2 separate regions of the Mus musculus genome follow, and region 2 is linked to region 1. The links are chromatin loops, found by intact Hi-C in ENCODE. Cell type or tissue: left cerebral cortex. All regions are shown on one strand. Each heading gives the region's core, and the rest is flanking DNA. Links, peaks and the distances in the headings are about the cores only. Region 1 has its middle 22 kb from the start of Tmx1. Region 2 overlaps Trim9 (tripartite motif-containing 9).

What was found. Hi-C counts contacts between places; a loop is a spot of excess contacts. Peaks named below come from ENCODE experiments on the same cell type or tissue, not always from the same donor. Only the 100,000 strongest peaks of a DNase experiment are listed, where the experiment ranks them.
Region 2: a loop joins it to region 1, with 3 times the contacts of the local background. A loop is called at or near these places in 4 of 42 quality-filtered maps.

Annotation. Positions count from the first base shown.
Region 1 is chr12:70,425,718-70,436,790 of GRCm38, reverse strand. No RefSeq gene overlaps it. Among named protein-coding and RNA genes, the nearest start is that of Tmx1, 22 kb to the left of the region's middle. In left cerebral cortex, for the core only: a CTCF peak has its summit at 6,058 (motif pointing right); DNase peaks (open chromatin) are centred at 5,113 and 6,068; H3K4me3 peaks cover 199 bases.
Region 2 is chr12:70,249,239-70,260,311 of GRCm38, reverse strand. Trim9 (tripartite motif-containing 9) reads left to right here. Exons shown (of 14, transcript NM_001286388.1): 9 at 5,086-5,274; 10 at 7,828-7,869; 11 at 8,269-8,292; 12 at 9,052-9,355. Among named protein-coding and RNA genes, the nearest start is that of Gm38467, 23 kb to the right of the region's middle. In left cerebral cortex, for the core only: no CTCF peak of the experiment used is centred there; DNase peaks (open chromatin) are centred at 5,800 and 6,128; H3K27ac peaks cover 1,211 bases.

The DNA of each region.
Region 1 (11,073 bases), core at 1,253-9,252:
TTACCTCACCCTTTGTCAGCTGCCCTGACTCCAGTGTTGCCATGACTCCATACCTTACCTTGATCCCTCTCTTTGATGTGGCAAACTGTTTTAAGACCTCTGGGACACATCCTGTAGGAACACTAAGTTCCCTAGACAGCATTAGAACCATAACCCTTGATATATCATCTCTGCCACAATGCCCTTCAGTCCGGAACATGTCAATTCTCAGTGGCACTCAGGCATATCATCGCCTACCTGCCAGCTGGTCAGGAGTTTGCACATTGGTACTCCTTTTCCCTGAACTGGGAGTAACCAAGGGAAATGAGCCCCTGCCGATCCCAGTTGTAGATATTGATCGCTGCTCAACATAAGAGGGCAGTTCAGGTCGTGTCACTCTTGGTCGCCATGGGAATATCCATAGGTGCTGGTACTGGAATTGCAGGGATAACAACTTCCATGACCCAACACAATACATTCACTTCCCAGTTTAAAAGCGATCTTCAAGAAATGACTGAAACGGTGCTTATTATCCAGAAACAGATCGAATCTTTGGCAGCCATGGTGCTTCAGAACTGACAGGGGTTAGATGTCCTGACACATAAAGAAGGTGGTTTTTGCCTGTTCCTCCAAGAAGAATACTGTTTCTATGTCAACCAATCCACGATAGTAAGAAATAAAATCCAGGAGCTATAGTCAGACATAAAGAATTTTTTGGGGGGGGGAAGAGGGGCTGGTGAGATGGCTCAGTGGGTAAGAGCACTGCTCTTCAAAAGGTCCTGAGTTCAAATCCCAGAGACCACATGGTGGCTCAAAACCACCCATAATGAGATCTGACACCCTCCTCTGGTGCATCTGAAATCAGCTACAGTGTTCTTATGTATAATAATAAATAAATCCTTAAAAAAAAAGAATTTCAGGGAATGTAAGACCTCCAGTTCTGGGATTTTCGAAAACCCTATATGGAAGTGGATACTCCCTTTAATAACACCTTTCCTAGTCATCTTCCTGGTGTTATTTGCTCCTTGCCTCATTAATCTTGTTTCTACATTCCTTCAACGACAAATAAAAAAAATATCTAACCAAACTATTTTTTTAACCATTTGGAGAAATGTGATTTTATTATATATTGTTTGTTTTTCAAGACAGGGTTTCTCTGTGTAGCCCTGGCTGTCCTGGAACTCACTTTGTAGACCAGGCTGGCCTTGAACTCAGAAATCCACCTGCCTCTGCCTCCCAAGTGCTGGGATTAAAGGCATGCACCACCACACCCGGCTTATATTTTTAAAAGCATAATTTTTACCAGATACCAAAGTCAATTGCCTGGGATTAAATCTCCCTAAGCACAAATGACAGAAAGAATGTTACGTACATTCTTCAGAACCAAACAGGAGAATTCAAGGTTGAAATAGGCAGTGTTTGAAAATGAATCTTTTATCTATTTATTTATTTATTTATTTATTTATTTATTTTTTACCTCAGGATAGGTTATTTATTTATTCTTTTTTTCATTGGATATTTTCTTTATTTACATTTCAAATGTTATCTCCTTTTCCTGGTTTCCCCTCTGAAAAACACCCACCCCTCTCCCCTCCCCCATGCCCTCCCACTGTTCCCCAACCCACCCACTCCCGCTTTCTGGCCCTGGCATTCCCCTATACTGGGGCATAGAGCCTCCACAGGACCAAGGGCCTCCCCTCCCATTGACGTCCGATTAGGCCATCCTCTGCTACATATGCAGCCAAGAGTACATGGTGATGTGTACTCTTTGGTTGGTGGTTTAGTCACTGGGAGCTCTGGGGGTACTGGTTAGTTCATATTATTGTTCCTCCTATGGGGCAGCAAACTCCTTCAGCTCCTTAGTTCCTTTTTCTAGCTCCTTCATTGGGGACCCTATGCTCAGTCCAATGGATGGCTGTGAGCATCTGCTTCTGTATTTGTCAGGCACTGGCAGAGCCTCTCAGGAGAGAGCTATATCAGGATCCTTCCTGTCAGCAAGCACTTGTTGGCATCCACAACAGGGTCTGGGTTTGGTGGTTGTTTATGGGGTGGATCCCCAGGTGAGTCAGTCTCTGGAGAGTCATTTCTTCAGTCTCTACTCAACACTTTATCTTTGTAACTCCTTCCATGGGTGTTTTGGTCCCCCTACTAAGAAGGATCAAAGTATCCACACTTTGGTCAATCAGCTCCTGTTACAGGATTACCAGCCTCTGTCCCACAGAGGAACCTGATGTGAACGTTTACCAAGTGGATCCAGATGGTGAAAGTCAGCTGCACCCCAAAATTGACAATGGCCCTAGACAGCAGGAAGCAGCTTAAGAGACACAGCACCTTTTTCACCATCGGCGTCCCCCTCTCCTTTTTTCCCTTCTCTTTATAATAACAAGAAGGGAGGTATGTTGGTATCAGAACCTTTGAAACCCGTGACATCACATAGGTGATACCCGTAGACCTGTTGCCAAGGCAATAGCCACTATATTCCCAGAATCTACTTGGCTCACCGTTCATCTTTACCTGATTACATCATCATCCATATTTGAAGAAAGGCCCCCATAATCTATCTCCCCCCCCCATTCACTTTCCGCCACCATCTTGCACCTCTCTCCCAATAAACCTCACATGGAGCTGTTTGGTCTGGTGTCGTCCTTCTGAAGCCATTCGTGGTTTGAGATCATGACAAAGTGCTCACCAATAGGCAGTGGGGATGGCACCATGGCCAGGCGCTCACGATTCCTGAAGAGAGAAGTCACTACCTCAAATCCCGTCTTTCACTGTGAATAGCCAGTGGCTTAGGGCAAGTAGTGTTGGACCATTTTGAGGTGTACATGAGTTAGTATATGGGATACACACTCAATGAGGTATACGTGTTAACTCAAGATTGCACAGAAATCTCAAGGGAGTTGTTCAAATACAGTGCTCTTGGATAACCATGAGCAACTGAAAGAAAGTGCAGTCCCTCCTAAGCCCGTCTTACCATGTCCTACCACCCACTCTGTCTGGAACCAGAGGCTGAGTCGTGTAGCAAGCACCTTGTGCACACTGACAGACAAAGACATCTTAACAGACAATCATCGTCCTCCACAGTACTTACTTCAATTTCCCAAACACTCAATCAAAGTCTAAATAACACTACTTCTCGTCCAAAGACATGTTAGCAAGCTTTGCGTGAGGTTAATCTGCCTTCACTGATTAGCGGTGGGACTGCAAGTAAGAGACTTGACTTCTCTGAGCCTCTGTTTTCTATGAGTACAATTAGTTAAACAAAAACAACAACAGCAAATATTTTGTGGGTGATTGTACAGATTGAGATAATATTTAGAAACTAAAAGAATTGTGGCCCTCTGATGACTATTCTTGGTTGTCAACTTGATTACAACTCAAATAGCTAAAACCTGAAAACGAAGGCCACACCTATGAGGGGTTTGGTCTCAATTTGAAGTAGGAAGATCCATTTCTAATCTGGATTTTTGAGATAGACACACCTTTAATCTGGGCCACACCTTCAGCTGGAAGCCTAAATATAGATGGCTTTTGCTTTTTTTTATTTTTTAGTTTTATTTATTTATTTTGCTGGAAGAAGAAACCTTTTGCTATTTGTCTTCTTGCCCTTGCCTTACTAGCCAGTCCATTCTTTATTGGCATGAGAGCCTACTTCTTTGGGATTCCAGAGTATACTGAAGACTGACTAAATGAAGACATCTAGACATATGGACGGAACAACTAATGAATTCTTGAACTTTCTGTTCCTAATCAGCCATTGTTGGATTAGCTGGGCCGTAGCCTATAAGTCATTTTAATAAATCCCCCCCCAGGTGTGTGTGTGTGTTTATATATATTCATTCTATAGGTTCTGTTATTCTACAGAACCCTGGCTCACACAGATTTTGGTACCAGGAATGGTTCTAGAGCAACAGAAGTACAAAGATGAATCTTTTCAGTACCTAGAATAGCCTTTTAGTTTGCTAATAGATACAGTTACTGAAGCCTCTCCTGGGAGCTCAGAGAGTGCTGAAAGCCCATGGTGTGGCCTCTATTACAAACTTAAGGAGACAAATGCATTTGAGCATGCTAATTCAGCAACTGCGAGGGGCAGGCAGTGCAGCAATGGATTTGGTGACCCTGTGTGTGAAACTTTTGGCTGTTTGAGGAAAAATAAGGAAAATGATGGTGCTGGTTGGTTGCTCTTAGCATCTTTGGATAACTTGACAAAGACCAGAGATGCTCTTCACGACAAATTTAACCAGCTTCTAGCATCTCAGAATACAGTGAAGGGCAACAATGACTTTAGTGATAAAATTGACTGGACTTTCTGTTTACAGCTGGCCATTATTTGATTAGCTGGATCACAGCTGTAAGTCATTCTAGTAAATTTACACACACACACACACACACACACACACACGGAAAGAGGGATTCATTCTCTACATTTTGTCCCTCTGGAGAAGGCTGACTAATACAGGTGCTGAGAAGGTATGTAATGAGTGGTAGCTTAAGTCCACATTGGGATTTTCAACTGTCATAATTTCATTTTCTTTGTAGAGACCTTTAGGGGTTCCACAGATGGACATCCAGACATACACTCAAAGCTTGTGGGAATCGCCGCCTTCCTATTGACCTCCCTTACCTCACTGCCCAATCACAGTGGGCTACTAGAACGATCCAGAACCTGACACCACACACCATATGATACGACAATGGACTATTTAGCCAACTTGATGGGTATCCAGATCCATGGGTAGATACTACAGGTGTCTTCAATGGGATTAACTTCATGTTTAGTGCACTGGAGATTGAACCCAGCACCTTATGTGAGGGAGGCAAGTGCTCCATCCCTGAGCACTTTGATAAGACTTTGAAAGTCGTCTTTCTTGAGATTAACCCTTAAGTGACTGGGTAAAGAACACTGCCCTCCACGTCTCGTGGCCTCATCCTGATGGCCTAGATAGAACAAAAGGGGCTGAAGAGGATAGAAATCTTCCTGCCAATAACCTTCGAAGTAGACCACAGACTCTTTCCTGCCTTGGATGTGAATGGAAGCACCAGCTTTCCCGGGGCTCACACCTGCCAATCTCACACTGGAGTTGTGTTGTCAGATCTCTGGCATCTCAGGCTTTGACTGGGAATGAAGCTAACCTAGTCTCTTCACTCTCCTTAGCTTGCCAAGCACCCTTTTACCCTGCTGGGACGTGCCAGTCTCCATGGCTGACAGCCAGCTCTCTACAGCAAATCTCAATCAATCTGTCTCTCTCCTCTCCTCTTTCTCTCGATCCTCCCTGCTCTCTCTCACACATACACGCCCCACTGCCACACACACACACACACACACACACACACACAGAGAGAGAGAGAGAGAGAGAGAGAGAGAGAGAGAGAGAGAGGTTCTGGAGAATCCCAACACATCTATCTGCCTTGTCTTCTCTGTCTAAACACTGTTCTTGATTCTCTGGTGACCTATTCTATCATTCTTTTAGGAATACATATTTACTTTAAAGAATAATAAGCACAGGCTTGCCCCACCCCCAAGGTTAAGAGATAAAGAGAGGTTCACGAACACTCTGCTTATTAAAAAAAAATCAGTATCTTCAGTGATCACAGGACTTTTGTTTATGCTTTGTTTGTTCCTTGGCCTAGAACTGACCCTACTTTCTGCATGTACTTTGTATGGTATAAAGGCAGCATGGGAAAAAATAAACTTGCTTCAGCCCTTGCTGGAGTCATACGTTTAAAAAAAAAATCAGTATCTTTTCTATTTGTATTTTGAAAACTTAGAGAATATAATCCTGCGTTGATATTTCACTTCCTACTGTGAAGAAGCTAAGGAACTTAGTTAGATGTGGCCTGTAAGCTGTAAAGATCCCTCATCACTCTGGAGATGGTGACAACATTTAAATACAACCATGGAATGGGACCAATAGGATACCAGAAAGAAAAGTTGTAATCGTGGTTCAGTGTCTGGAATTAAGGAATCTTATCATGAATACATTGTTTCTTTCCAAAAAACCTACACAATATTCCTTTGTTTATAATAACTGTAACGTTTTGCTTGTTGTCTTGGCTAATTATGTGGAGCCACTAGGGGGCAGAGGATGGCCTTCTTATTGCACTTAGTTTTAAGGGCTTCATTAAGGAAGGGTTTTAAACGGATTTTAAAATCACATTACAGATGTCATAGACGCACTTGTCATTTCAGTAGTGACCCTGGTATGAGCAGAGAGTCTCCTGTCTGTACCATAGTTACGATATGAATAACAACAGCCAGAGCACAGAGGTTTATGTTAAGTCTGTTAGGTACACAGTGCAGACTAAGAGGGGCCAACGCCTCGGGGTGATTATTCCACACAGTAGCTCGATAGGCAATCTCCATTATCCAGAAGAGGAGACTGAGCTCTGAAGAGGATGTGCAACATGCCCAGGGCATCAGTAAATAGGGACTGGATCCAGATCAGAGCTGTTGGACTCTGAGTCATGAGTGATCCATCTCTGTAGGTCCAGACATGGGGCACATTTTATTTTCAAAAGGGAGTATCACCTTGTCATGGTTTGGTGTCAGGCATATATTAGCTTCAGATCTGATATAATATTTTCAGTGCCAATGAAAAATTAATGAGTTTGATACTTGGCATTCTATGGAATGGAGAGTTTATAAAGGACTTGCGGCCATATAAGTAAGCCAGCCTGTCCTCTCATCTTTCTAACCACATTTAACCATTCTCCTAACACTCATTTCCATTGCACTGATATTTCTAAATAGATAATTATTCAACCAAAGCCAATTTTCCCATGATGCCTCTCTAATCCCTACATTTAAAATCCCATGCAACAGTGTGATGGGAGAGAATTTTGTCGATCTCAATTTAAATGTGTAAAATAAAATACCAGAACTGTTTAGAAAACATATTTCTAAGTCCAAGGTGCTTGTCTTCAAATAACCATATCATACACTAAGAAGACATCCAGCTGACAGAAGGCATTCATGATAATAAAGGGCGTTTCTCTTTATTTCCTACATAGCAATTAATAACTGCGATATATGGGGGGGAGGGGAGAGATTTTTGAAAGCAATGTGGGCTGGGACTATTTTATAAATGTGAGGCAAGGTGATCTAGAATGTTTTCTTTCGTGTGCATATGTATCTGGCTTTACATATTGTTGTTTAATTAATGTTTAAACTTAGCATACAAGGTCTTGGGTTCCATACATACATGTAAGAGGTTCTAATTCGTGCAGGTTTTTATAGTACTACATGACTCAGGCACTGTCTTAGGCTGGTTCTCTGGCTCATTGGTTGGTTTACTGGTTTCTTAAGTTTACTTACTCTTATGTTTCCTCTTGCTCTTCCTCGGACAAAAGAGATGTGTAAACTTCTCAGACCCTTTCTCCTTTTCTATGTATCTCCTAAGCCCTTTGTTTTCCTGCTGAGAAATAGCTGTGCTTTGATTACCTAATAAGTGTCAAGAGCCGTCACCTCTCCATCAGAAATGGCAGTTCCATTTTAACAGAATGGGTACAGTTTTAGCAAAAGAACCAAAAGAAGAGGAGGGTTTTTTTGTTCTGTTTCGTTTTATGTGTGCATTTGTGGTGTTTTTGTTGTTCTTGTCTTCTAAACAGTGTCTCACTATGTAGTCCTGCTGTCCTGGAACTCACTGTGTAGATCAGGCTGCCTAGAACTCACCAAGGTCTGCTGCCTCTGCCTCCCAAGGGTTGGGGTTTCAAGAGTGTGCTACCATACCTGACTTGTTTTTATTTTTGTGTTTGTTTTTGTTTGCTCACATAGTGTATCCTTGTCCCCATTATTCAGGCAAGTAAGATGACAGCAGCTTCACCCAACCATTCGCTTTGCTTTATGAGGTCTGCAGAAGGTGTTCTGGCCTGGAGGACAGTCTTCAGTGACATCAGTCAGGGGACCTCTTCATCTGCTAGGACCTCAGCTTCTGTGTGGGATCCTCTGCACTCAGTTGGCAAATAAGAACTATAAGGATATAACAGATCCCCTGGCACCCTGGCATGACAAGCCTGGGATTGGGCCTTGTCATTCTGCCCTCATTTCACTAGCTTCCACTCAGTTATGTGCAAGCTATGTCCTAATCCACGGCCAGGAGCAAAAAGACATAGAATCTGACTGTGTCTTTGCCACACCCACGGTGGTAGTAGTAGTCTTATAGAAATTACTCTCAGCAAGTCTTTCTTATACAGAATTGATTTTTGATCCCTAGACTGCAGGATTTTTGAGAAATGGCCCTGGGACATTTCACCCCTACACTATGGGCCTTCAGAGCAGTTGTTCTCAACCTTCCTAATCTTGCGGCCCTTTCATACAGTCCTTCATGTTGTGGCAACCCACAACCATAAAATTATCTTCATTGCTACTTCATAATTGTATGCTGCTGTTATGAATCGTAATGTAAATATCTGATATGCAGCATATCTGATATGCAAGCCCTTGAAAGGGTCGTTTGACTCCCAAAGGGGTCACGGCCCATAGGTTGGGGACCACTACTTTAGAGTAACTATGACTCAGTTCTCCATATACACAACAGATCTGCTTGAAGGATCCCAGGCTACTGAAAGCACAGCTAACATCAAACCCTTTACATGCTGTGTTTCCAATATTTACACACACACACACACACACACACACACACACACACACACACACATACACACACACTGACTCTGTCTCCATCCAGCACTCATTGCACACTGTAGTCACGGCTCTTACAGTTGCAGCTGGGATAATAAAACTAGCGCTGCCCTTTTCTTCCTTGCAGTTTCCCCAGAAGACCTGCCCTTACTATAGATCTTAGCGACTTCAGCATATATTTATTATCCTGAAGTTAAAAGTTTTCAGATTTCATTTTATAGTAGTGGCCCTCAACCTTCCTAGTACTGTGACCTTTGATACAGTTCCTCATGCTGTGGTGACCCCTCCCACCATAAAATCGTTTTGTTTTGTTGCTACTTTTTAACCGTGATTTTGCTAAGCTTACGGCTTGTAATATAAATATCTGATATGCATGATCGCTTGTATGTGACCCCTGTGAAAGGGTCATCCGATTCCCCCAAAAGGATTTTACCCATGTCATGTGAACAACACTAATGCCTAGCGCCAAATCTGTTAACCAGGTTGTTTAATTATTAGACATTATATTCAAGTATATTCATCTTTTTTAAAAAATATTTAAAGTTGCCTAGGTGTTAGTTTAGTTAGTGTTAGTTTAATGAGATGGTTTAGGCTTTAGCAAAGGGTTTAATCCCTTCTGTGGTGATTAAGAGGAACCTCTTCTGTTAACTTGTTTTATTATTGTTACCATGGAGATCACAGGAGGCACTGTCTTAGCTAGAGTTCCAGTTCTGTGATAAACACTGTGGCCAAAGGCAACTTGGGGAGGAAAGGGTTTATTTCATCTCACAGCTTGTAGTCCACCTCCTGAGAAGCCAGGCAGGAGCCTGGAGGCAGGAACGAATAAAGAGGCCATGAAGGAGCATTGTGTGGCTTGCTACCCATGGCTTGCTCAGTTTGCTTTCTTGTAGCACCCAGGTTCGCCAGTCCTGTGGATGGCAGTTCCCACAGTGAGCTGGGCCTTCCCTCGTCAATCATCAAGCAAGAAAATGCTCTATAGACTTGCCTAAAGGCAAATTACAAACCATGTTTTTAATGGAAATTGAATTAAATCACTCCTACCCTGTCCTAGGGTCTCCATTCCTGCACAAAACATCATAGCCAAGAAGCAAGTTGGGAAGGAAAGGGTTTATACATTTCCACATTGCTGTTCATCATCAAAGGAAGCCAGGACAGGAACTCACACAGGGCAGGAACTTGGAGGCAGGAGCTGATGCAGAGGCCATGGAGGGATCCTGCTTACTGGCTTGCTCAGCTTGCTTTCTTATAAAACCCAGGACTACCAGCCCTGGGGTGGCACCACCCACAATGGGCCCTCCCACCTTGATCACTAATTGAGAAAATGCCTTACAGCTGGATTTCATGGAAACATTTCCTCAAGGGAGGATCCTTTCTTTGTGATAACTCCAGCTTGTATCAAGATGACACACAAAACCAGCCAGTACATACCCTCTTTCCTCCCTCCAGACCCGCCCAACTACCCTCCCTTGAACTCCTCCCATCCTTCCTCTTCAAGTTGACAGCCTCTTTTTCTTTGCTTATTATTACATTATTGTTATTGTTTACATACATGTATGTATGATGTACACAATTAAATATAAATACAATCTGTGACAAATTGACATTAAAACTAGCCAGCACAGGAACCATCTCTCTAAATTCATAACCCAAATAAATTGGCTATGAAGCAATTCATGTTTTTTTTAATTTAACTTTTTATTGATTCTTTGTAAATTCCACACCATGTACCCCAGTCCCACTCGTCTCCCTGTCCCTTTGTACCTTCCCTCTGCCCTTGCAACCTCCCCTCCAAAAGGAAAAAGAATCTTATCCTGGAAGCTGTGGTGTGTCACAGTGTGTCTCACAGTGCACCCTTTCATCCAGTTTCTTTATTTGCAAATCTTCATTGCAATGATTGTTGGTCTGTTATAGGACCTCTGGCTTCTGCTACACTATCAATACTGGATTCTCACCAGGACTCTTTCGGGATATCCTGTCATTGCCCTGTGCAATGGAGATCCTGCAGCTTTGGATCTGTAGGACTGGCAGCCCTTCATGTGCTCCAATAGTTCATAGATGGGGTAGATGTTGGGGTGGGCACTCAAAGCCCTAGATCTGGGCTTGGGAGGTAGCTGAGCTGGTCAGCCTGCCAGCTCTCTTGAACTGACACTAACACCATCGGGGAAAGCTTTCTAGCACTGCCCAGGCTAGCTCACTCAAAGCTTCAGCCAGCAAGGGCAAGGCCAGCTCTCCTGCTCTTATGCCCTCAGGGTGATCAATGCCAGCAGGGCCAGCTCTATTATGTTGCCCAGGCGAGGTGCAGGACCTGCTCTCCCGAGTGCTGCAGCGAGGCAATTAATATTTTATATAGCTATTCACTGTAATAGTTTTTAAAAATAATCCTACATTTTTTTGGTCAAGAACGAGTATGGATTTTTTTTTTGTAATTACTTGAGTTTTTAAGTATGTAGTCA
Region 2 (11,073 bases), core at 1,978-9,977, 180 kb after region 1:
GGTTTTGCCTGGCTCAGAATATTCCAGCCAGGAATGACTTAATTAGAACATTCATTTCATAGGACAAAATCCTCAAGGTAGGTAAATTGTACTTGACAAAACTTGGGTAAACTTTACCACATAGAAAGAGAGAAAGATGAGGATGAATCTCAGAGCCCAGAAGAGAAAAGTATTTCATCCCTTTAATTTTGACATGTGGCATCTCAAGAAATTTCCTAAAATTTTTCATGAGGCTGAGTTGGAACTACAGGCCTCTATGTTGATGTAGAGAAATGGGCTCTTTGGTCCTTCAGGAGTGTGTGTATCTAAAGTGTAAGGTCTCCTGATGTGAGTTGCTCACAAATAATTCCATGAAGTTCTTTTAATTTAGAATGGAAGATTGGGCAAGGAAATATGCAGCCACCCTCAGGATTTCAGGACAGCTCCTGGTCATTCCTTTTAAAGGGCATTTTCAAACAGATTGGTTTCTTACCCCTTGACAGCAATTACTGCCACTCTTAAGATCACGTAAGATGACACCTTTTGTTATAAATTACACACATCCCTTGCTGGACATAATTGTGACTTCACCTGCCTGCTTGGTCGTTTGAGCAAACAGCCTTCTTCTCCATGGTCCTCCTTGTCTGTTTTTAAATCTTCCCGAGGAGCAGAGAACATTCCACCGCTGGCTTGCACTGCAGCAGAGCTCAGCCTTCTGAGGCTCCTGCAGCCCTCTGTGGCAGCTCTTGTTTGCTGTGCTCTGAAAACACACTTCTCCTCCATAGATTATGGCCCAATGGCTGCTCAGTTCCAAAACTGTGCCTGCCATACAGGACACAGAGAAAGATGAATTAGTGAGCCGTGTTGCATAAGAAGCTTCACTCTTTCCCTTTGAGTCCCCAAAATAGTACATTAAAGCTTGCCATGTATCAGGCTGGAGAGGTGGCCTGGTGCTTAAAAGCACTTGCTGCCCTTGCAGAGGACCCTAGTTCAGTTCTGAGAACCCATTTTAGGCTGCTCACAATGACCTGTAACTCTGGTTTCATGGGGTCCAAATGCCCTTTTCTAGCCTCTGTGGGCATTTTCACATGTTGTATACAACAATACACACAAACACTTTTTAAAAATGGAATAATTTACCTGTACAAATTATTCTACATCATCTAATACTTAATGCTTAAGTTTTCAAATAATAAAAAGTCATGTTAGAATAGAAACACTGTCCCCAGAAGTATAAAACTTATTAATAATAATTGACACATTTTCTCTTGATTATTTTCTTATAGTCAGTTCCCCTGCCGGCTTCATGCCTCTCAACTACTAAATTCTTATGCACTCTGTAGCACATGATATTTGTTCATTAAATGTCAAACAATGAAAAAATAAAAGAGATAAATACAAATAGGGCATAGCACCAGGATCCTTCCTTCTCGATCCCAGGAGTCAGAGAAGAGCTTACGTGGTCCCCAGTAGATCTTTGGTTTGGTAGATCTTAATTGTTTCCTTAGAGCAGAGCCCCCTACCATCAGCTGAGTCTCCAATCTAGAACCCAGTGGGAAGGGAAAGAAGCGCAGGGAAGAATAAGAGGAAACTATCAGTCCTGACAGCGGATGGACAGTTCGAGGGACACATTTGCGTTGGAATGCAGTTCTCATCCTGGACTTACCAATCTGAGTAGGACTAAGGAGATGACTCAGTCAGTAAAGTGCTTACCCTATAAGTACCTGATTCGATCCTGAACCCAAGTTTAAAGAGGAAAGGGGAAAAAAAAAAAAGCTTGGTGACAGTGCATGAAATACCAGCACTGGGGAGAGAGGCAGGACAAGTAGAACTCTCTCGGGCTGGCTAGAGTAGCCTAATGGACAGCAAACTCCAAGTGAATGAAAGACCTTGTTTCAAAAATGCAAGGTCAATAGTGCCTGGGTGCCTGAGGAATATCTGTAGTTGTCCTCCGGCCTGTGCACATGCACACACAGAAACACACACATACACTGCCTCCCCCAAGTGAGTGCAATCTCCGCCTGCCACCATGTGGACAGCTTTCTGCAGGTCTTTCCCACTAAACTGCTCTTATTCCATCAAGTTCAGCCAGGCAGGACAACAGGTGCCCATGATGAGGCAGTAGCAATGTCCTAGGATGCCCCCTGTCTTTCTCTAGTGGTTGTCCGATAAAGATGGCAATCATTACCACAAACGTTAGCTTCCTATCCTGTGTCCCAGAAATCACAACCAAGAGCCTCACTCTTCCTTGTCTTGTCGATAGTTAACAGCCGAGGAGCCTTCTCTGATGGCCAATGGTTGAGATCAATCGTTGTGTCTGAGAGAGAAGGTGAGGAAGTGGGCTCTGCTTCCTTCCTGCACTCCACAGTATAAACACAGAATGCACACTGCGGTCGTTGTATTTGTGTTCGATGTGAATTAAAGATGCTTTGGCTAAGCCAGGAGATGATAATACTGTTCTCAGTCTCAACATGAACTTGTCCAGAGGAGCAGGACCAGAAAGACGATCCATATGCTAAAATGTGGTTATGAATATCTATCTAGCTCAGAGTTGGAACAATTTAATGGGGTTTGATGACTGACATCAAATGCTTGCAAGACTAGTGGTCTGTTTCAGTTGGCCCTCGGTAGTACCTGGTGAGAGGAACCCAAAATAAGTTATACCCACGCCATAAAATCAATAACTCCAAACACAAGGTGCTGGCTGGAGACTGGTCCTCCAGGGGACTTCAGAGGGAGCTTGATGGCTCCGCCTCAGACATTTCTAAGTATCTAAGCACCAAGACTACTACAGTGTAAAATCATGATTAAACAGTCTAAATGTCCTGTAGACGACTGACCAAACACACCGAGGGCCCCTGGGAGAGTCCTGGAGGGAGGATCGCCTGTTAGTCTGATTGGAATTGGGTGGAAATTGTCTTTTCTCCCTCCCCTAATTTGTTTGGAAAGTTCTCATAGCAAGGTAGGCTTGATTTTGTATGGTTTGTTTTGCTTCATTTTGCTTGGGAAGAAATGGGGTGAGATCCCATCGGGTTGGGCATGAAAGGTCACAGGTCAGACACAGAGATGGAAGAGTAGAGGGCGAGTTCAAGAGTTAAAAAAAAATGGTGTATGGGTAGGCAATCAATCAATCCACATAAAACTAGGGGGGAAAAAACCTGTATCACTGCCCAATTACTAATCCCAGGAATATTCATGGCTATACTCAGCCTCACCTAAAAATAGAAAGGGCGAGTGCTCCTCAGATAGGTTTTGATCTGATCCTCAAATTATGGGTATAGAGCTCATCCTTCCATGGGTGTTCAGATCACTGTTTGGAGATTCTATGCATCCCAAACATCACCTTTCCTTAATGTTTAAGGCATGATGTAACTGCTATGCAATGCCTTGATTGTCCCATCTGGTGAGAGAGACCTTTTGAAGCAAACTCTTGTGAATTGAAAATAGTTTTCTGACATAAATACAGTGGCAAATGTCTTCTCAAACTCAAAAGAGCTTGTGTCTGCTGACGCTCTGTGGTTATGTTTCAAGTCTTTTCATTAAGCTAAGAGGTTAGTTTCCTTTTAAGTAAGTAATGTGGGGGGCCAATGAGACAGCTCAGCTGATATAGGGTCCTCCCACCAACTGTAACAATCTGAGTTCAGTCCCTAGAATTGGCAGGATAGTCCCTAATATCCATACATGTGTGCACTTGCACACACACAAGTAAATAGATGTGAAGAATAATATTTTTTAATTTACTGTATCTGAGCAAAGAAATGACCATAAATGCCACATCACCCAAACTATATAAAGTTTAAATAGGAACCAGTATGTTATTATTCTTTGGGATATTAAGCTTTAGCCTCATACCCTTTTCTCTGATATTTGGCTTACAGAAAAATCAAATCTTCCCTCAGGGATAAGACTAAAGTCTGAAAAGCTAACATTAATATTGTAAATTCAAAAATGAAAATGCTTCCTTGCAGTATTAAAACTTGCGGTAGCCCTTCTTATAAGGTCTCTAGATACACATACACATGGACACATACAAGCACATAGCACATGCAGACACACATACACACTCATTCTCAAACACAGGCACACATGTACACACACACACACACACACACACACACACACACACACACAGGCTTGAACCTACACAGTGTAGCATTTGGATCACAAAGGGTTATGTACAAAGAAAAGCTGCTAACAAGACAAAACAAACCCCAGTAACACCCGCTGGTCACCAAAACAACATTATCTTTTCGATGAGAAAATGTTTCCTTCGGAGTCTGAACCCTGAACTGGCACCTGTGCTTTCCTGGATTTTCACTATTGAACTGAGCTATACAGGGCTTTACAGGGCTCCAGCTGGTGGCCAAGTCCTCACTGGCGTGGCAGGCCTTCTGAAAAGAAACAGACACTTCACACCTATGCACCTTCCCTCTGCCCACATTCTGTTCACTATTAGAGAACTCAGGTGAGTTAAGTCGTGTTCACAGGAGATGAGAATATTTCAGAAGCAAAGAGAAGTCTTATTCCCAAGTGGCCTGTCAGGCCTGACTTTCCAGGGCACTCTGCATTTCTTCCTCTATTCAAAGATCAAGTCTTGGGTATCCCAGGATTAAAATAATTTCATCCATCTAGAAATGGGGAAAATGTACTAGTAGGAAGAAAAAAGAAAACTATCCCATGGTTTCTAAAAGCTGTCATCTCCTAAATAGAAACCCTTAAAGAAACCAATGTTAAATGCACAGTAACTTGAGGAACAGCTGAAATAAAAAGAAATGTTGATTTTTCTCATCAGTGGGTAAAGGGCACCTGTAACTCTCACTCAACATATTTCACTTAACAAAGAAAAACCTCTTCGTGCTTTTCCGTTACTAAAAGTTGTAGCAAACCATAAAACGATTGCCAGTGGTGCTGGAATGCTTGTCTGGTCTGGGGGTCCGGACCCACTGGGCGTTCCCAGCCTCAGCCAGACTGTTTTGCTAATCCCTGTGGGTGGTACCTCGGGGCTGACGAAGCTTTGTGTGAATGCTTGCTTAGGTGGTCTTTGGGAACCTGGCATGGGCAGCCAGCAGGTTTCTGATCTCTGGTTTGCATTGATCTTACATCTAGACACAGACTCAGAAGAACAGACCCTCCCCTTTCCAGTGCCTTCGGAAAGATTGCCGCTCCGTAGGATGAGCCCTTTCTCCTCCACCCTTAATCTACAACCCAGCTTCCCCGGGAGGTCCTACTTTGATTTCCGGTCCTCACCCCACCAGCTGAGTTTGCATTCTTCTTTACAGTCTCTCAATGCACCGGGTGAGCTGAGCTGTCAGATCTTTCTCTTCATCTCTGTGTCTCGGAGGCATCTCTGAAATGCCCGTGTTGTTCTTATCATCCGTGTGTGTGTGTGTGTGTGTGTGTGTGTGTGTGTGTGTGTGTGGTGACGGGGTGACCCATATCTGTGTCTGTGGCTTCCAATGTGAAGAGCATCTGGCTGAGGGAGCTTCCTGGCATTCTTGTTTGTGTGGTGGAACAACCCGTCCCAGAGCTGTGCTCATGTGTGTGGAATGTATTGGAATTGGGATGTGGGACGATGTTCTTTTTGCATCCGCTGGTACCACCATGGAAAACTTACTCTTCATCACACGCAGCTGCATAGCACGGCACAGGTACTGGCTAAGGAGAGGCTGTGGCTGTCATGTGGAGGTTTGTAACTTTCTGTATCCAGGAAACCAGCTGTGTCTGGGAGACTGGATCAGCGCATCCAGCCTGGAGTGGTCTGATTAAACATAGACTCAAGAGATCTTTACCAATAAAAACAAAACTAAAAGCAAAGACATGCCAGAGAGCAGAACCCATCCTACAGAGCAAGGAAAGCAAAAGCCTGCCATGTGTGTATTGGCAGAACTGCAGGCTTACAGCAGATCACTTTCCTAGCAAAGGGCAGGGACCACTGGTGGCTAAATTAGAAACTGTTCAGTTGTGATACCTATGGCCAACGAACGAACCTATAGTCAAAACAGGTTGCCCCAGAAAGTTGCTCACAGCCAAGATGTAACCAGGCTTACCGTTGATTCCTGGGGAAGCTAGACTCATGTTACTTTGCGGTGAGCTTTGTCTAGCAAACGGAATCTTCAAATTCCTAAAATGCAGACCTCTTTTGATCTCTTCAGGACTATATTGTAATCATGGATACACACGATGCACATCTCACGTTTCCAAGCCTTTCTTTTGGGTTTTATTTTATTCCTTTGGTTCATCCCACATCCCGGAATGAAGAAGGCCACAGCATGACAGTGCAATAAAGGATGCAGGGACTTCAAGCTCCCTTGAAAAGTGGCGGGGTTTTTTTTTCTCGTGTTTTACGTTTCTCCTTGTTTTTCTGTGCACTGCTGGCTTTCCCACATGCTCTGTTATGAAGCCCTTTACCTGTCTCTAATGTACCACGATACTGTTACAGTCCTTGTAATGTACACTGTCTCAAGAATAAAATGAAATGAAATGAACTGTGGGGTCTGGGTGTTGGCAGGTGGATTGAATGGCCTGGTTCTATCGAGCTGTATCATTGAATCTTAAATGTACAATGTTGTGTTTAAATTAATGGGAAAAGAGTTCAGAAATGTTTGGTTTGGTTTTGTTTTTTTCTTAAGACTCCAAAAGGCATGATTCATTTGAAAAATCTTGAAAGCCCTATTCAGATTCCACAAATTTGCTTCCAAACCTGGATACTAAATTTGGTTTTTAAAATTCTTTCTATTCCGTACTTACTGTGCTCCTATTCATAGGGAGAAATCAAAAAGACAGTTGGCAGAAATTAAACATAAAAATCAACCATGAGCTGGAAGAAAGCGGATGTATCCCAGAACAAAGTAATCCAGGCCAGAAGGTGGTTCTAATATTGAAATCTGTGTACTCGGGCCTCTTTGATAACAAGTTGCCGTCTTAGTTCTTGTAAAATCAAGTCAGCACTTGTCCTTTCTACTTTATTAGAAATTAGCTCATAAAGGCCACACTTAATTTGGAAACAGAACAACGTGATTCTCTCCCCCAAAGACTCACATCTCCTAGACCAGCCTCAGCACCACTGCGAACTGTAGGCCATGCCCCTGAGTTCATTTAAGTCTGAATCTCTTTTCTCTGCCTTGATGGGGCTTCTCATCAGTAGGGCAGCCAGGTTTGCTGGGAAGACGAGAGTAGAAAAAGTCCCACAAGAAGCCATTCCTGTATAGCTCTAAGCCCATATTCCACCCCTACACTAGCCTTCTTCCCATCCTTCAAGTGAGAAGAGCTGCTGTAGCAAAGCTAAACTAAGAAGGAAAAGAAATACCTTCATGTTTATAACACTCAGGTCATGCCGCTGTTAATCGCTGTGAGGCGTCTTTTAGTGGGTGCACTGGATTCCACTCTCCTTTATATGCGGACCGTTTGCCTTAGGCTCATCCCAGCAAACCTAGGGCATATCGGTAAACTGTTGACGCAGAGCAGAGTTGTTCCTACCTGGTGATTTCTTCCACTTCTATTGAGCAAATTTGTCCTCATCTTTAAAAGAGTCGACCTCCTCAGTTTGCAAGTGTTACTATACAAAACTGAGCCAGGAAGATAAAGAAAATTTAAGCCGCAACATTTACAGTCGACTAAACAAAGGTTTTTGTTTGGAAAAGACCTTTGTGTTTGGAAAGAGCACAAAAGCAATTTATACTGAGCAAAGAAAATGATAAAAGGAGCTTTGGTTTTTGGGTTTTTTTGGTCTTTTTTCATGAATCAGGCCTCTGGGGACTATATTTGATTGGTGCTTTCTAAACAAATGCAAATAATTTTTATCAACCCAGTTGTCACTTCATAGCCTTGATGTGTAGTATCTTTTTATAGGCTGCAATTTTGAGACACAATCTGCATCCTACTCTCAATTAGGCAAGTATACCTACTGTAATTGTTACCTTCTGCCTGTGTGACTGCTATGCTCAATTTCCTTTGCAAAATAAATGGTGGCTTTTGTCATGTCAATAAAATTCTCCAAATGTCATTCTAACTCCACTATAACTGTTTTCAATTTCTTAGAAAAAAAGCCTGTCTTTTTTTTTTTTATGTTATATTTCAACCCCATCCCCTTTTCTTCTGCATCACTGCAAACCACTGTTTCTGAGTGGTAAATGTCAGTGGAGGCACAAGGCAGGCCTGCTGTTGTTGTGTATGTAACGTGCCCAATGGATCCCTTGTTGGTATTAGTCTATCAAAGGAAACATGCTTTTTATCAATGTCAATCTCGCTCCCTGTTTCTCTCCCCCATGCCTTTCACCGGAATGACAACAGTTGACATTAAAAAGCTGTTGGCAGGTATGGAACACCATTACTCTCTTACAAAAAGCAGAGCGGAAGTGCATGTGAAGTGGCTACGGGGCTCTGTAGTGCATCAGCACTCTCACCCCTCAGAGAACAAAGGACTATGCTTTGTAGAAAATATGCAGAAGTTGGGGCACAGCTGTGTGTATAAGAACCTCATCTTCTCTACACCCAATGTCCAAACTGCTTCTACCATGTACATTACGCGCCAGCTCTAGGAGTAACGCTTTTTGATAAGTTATAAAGGAAGCAACCGGCCCTACATGCAAGTCACTGTTGCACATGAAACCTGGTTCACGAGAGGCAGTTTCCCGTGCTTCTGCCTAAGCGTATTTCCTGATTTCACGCAGTGCTTTATCCCTCCTCTATCCAGGATTGTAGATCTAGCCTCCCTGCCTCAGGGCCACACAGACACCCTAGCATATCCCTCACCCTTTATGTCTCTGGCACACTATCCTGCCAGTCACCAGATGAAGGGACTTGATGGTACTTCAGTCCCGGATCAGCTGGTTTGGAAGTGCAGTCTGAGCCATGTAACCTCTGCTGAATGGGTCTTGTGTCCTCTGTCTGTTCCTGGTGCAGAGTTTCAACTCCCAGGACACGCCCCATCTGCTCACTCACGGTGACTCTGGCCCCAAATACTTCCTTCCTGCATGGCAGCATGAGAACTCGACACTGTGTGCCACAGTGCCCAGAAGCATGCTACAATCCCAAGGCTTTACTAAAAACTCACCTCCCTTCTGTTGTTCCCAGTGGCTTGGTTTGCTTTTGACCCCGGCTCGGCCCACTCCGACATCATCTTCTCCAATGACAACTTGACAGTGACGTGCAGTAGCTACGATGACCGGGTGGTGCTGGGGAAAACCGGCTTCTCCAAAGGCGTCCACTACTGGGAGCTGACCATAGATCGCTATGACAACCACCCTGATCCAGCATTTGGCGTGGCTCGCATCGATGTGATGAAGGATATGATGTTAGGGAAGGACGACAAAGCTTGGGCAATGTATGTGGACAATAACCGGAGCTGGTTCATGCACAACAACTCGCACACCAACAGGTACCCTGCAGCCCCACGCCAAGCCTTCTTCATGGTGGCTTGGGTTGAAAAGGAGGAGCCTAGTTCAATAGCCTATTATAGAGACAGCATTAGGGAATGGGACGCACAGTCTTTATTGAGTAGGAAGTCCTGTGCTGCATAATCTCTTAGCTCAGTCCACTCTACTGCTTTCCACGTAGCATAGAGATAGAGTTGTGTACCTTCCGCTTGGCCCTTCATTATTAAATTCCACCCAGGTCACAAAAGACAATCCCTGGGCATATCTATTATAGACAAACAACCCAGGATCTGGAAACCCAGACCTAGGACTTACCAGAAAAGTGTTTTGGGCCAAGGTACTTCTTCTTCTTCTTCTTCTTCTTCTTCTTCTTCTTTTTTTTTTTTTTTTTCTGAATTCTGGTTTGTCAATTCTCCAAATTCATATAATAATATGTTTCCATGCAGGAGAGGTCTGAAGACTACATGAGATGAGATTTGCAAAAATGTCTCCCGTTGGAAGTGCCTGGAAATGGAAGCCATTGTTCTAACAGTTATTATCAGCAATACCGCTTCTCAGAATAGAAGCCATTAGCGAAACTTGGTGTTAGGGATGCCAGTCCGGATAGCTTTATATGAGAACTCACTTGTTCTTGTGAGAAGCAGAACAGCCAGTCTGCTGAGAAAGGGAATAGAGTATCTATCTCCTTAAGTAATGTTCTCTATCACCAAAATATAGACAATTTTAACTTAATATACCCTATATAATCTCCCTTTTTATTTGCAGTCTCTTCAAATGTATTTCATTGTTTCTGGGCCAAAGCTGTCTTTTCATGACACTGGTCTGTCTTAATCACCCCCCCAGGAAACATTCTCTTTGGTGGCTCTGGGGGTGGGGTGGGGGGGATCCAGTTATGTTCAGTGAGATCAAAGGAAAAGCAGGCCCAACAGGGGCAGAATAATGACCTCACTCTCTCAGCTTCTCCTGTCAGTCACCACTGATGCTTTGCTAGTCAGTAGATTCTTAGAGCTTCCCAGCCCTCGGACATCCTCTGTCCTGCTCCATTCATGTCTGTTTTATTGGCTATCCCTTGAAGTAAGCACACAAAGCATTTTATATTGATATCAAATCCAAGTGGCTACAGATAGCAGGTCTCTTCAGCAGTTCACACTGGGGGTACTCTGTGACTAGCTACCTGATAGCATCACCCGTGCACTTGTGATCAGCCTCTTGATTCTGGAGCGCAGGGGTAAATAGGATCACCCCCATCGCGGCGATGCAGAGACGCACATTTCAGAAGCCGAACACATCTTGCATGCTAACTGAATGTCGCTTGTGCTGTCGCTGACAGGCTTGTAAATAGCAAGATTGCCTGTGGTGGTGTCCAGTCTGTCTTCTGCATGCAGAAGAAAGGAGTGATGTTTATAAATGTCTGTGCTCTGCTGAGATAGGATTCAGTTTTGCTAGCTTTCACACTGATGAGAGAAGACAGATCTGGCTATCTGTCCCTGATGGTGCTCTGCAGTCAACAGCTGCATCAAAAGACATAGTTCTTTGTAAGGTGGTGTTTATACTCGGATCTCTGGAAACCACTGAACTCCCTATAGTATAATTATGTCTCAGGAAGGTATCCCCTTCAATGCTGTCATTTTACAGAGAGAATCTAATGTCTTCATTCAAAGTCATTGTGCTGAAAGATTAGCATCTTTCCAGAGTGAGTTCCACTACTCCATGGAAAGCA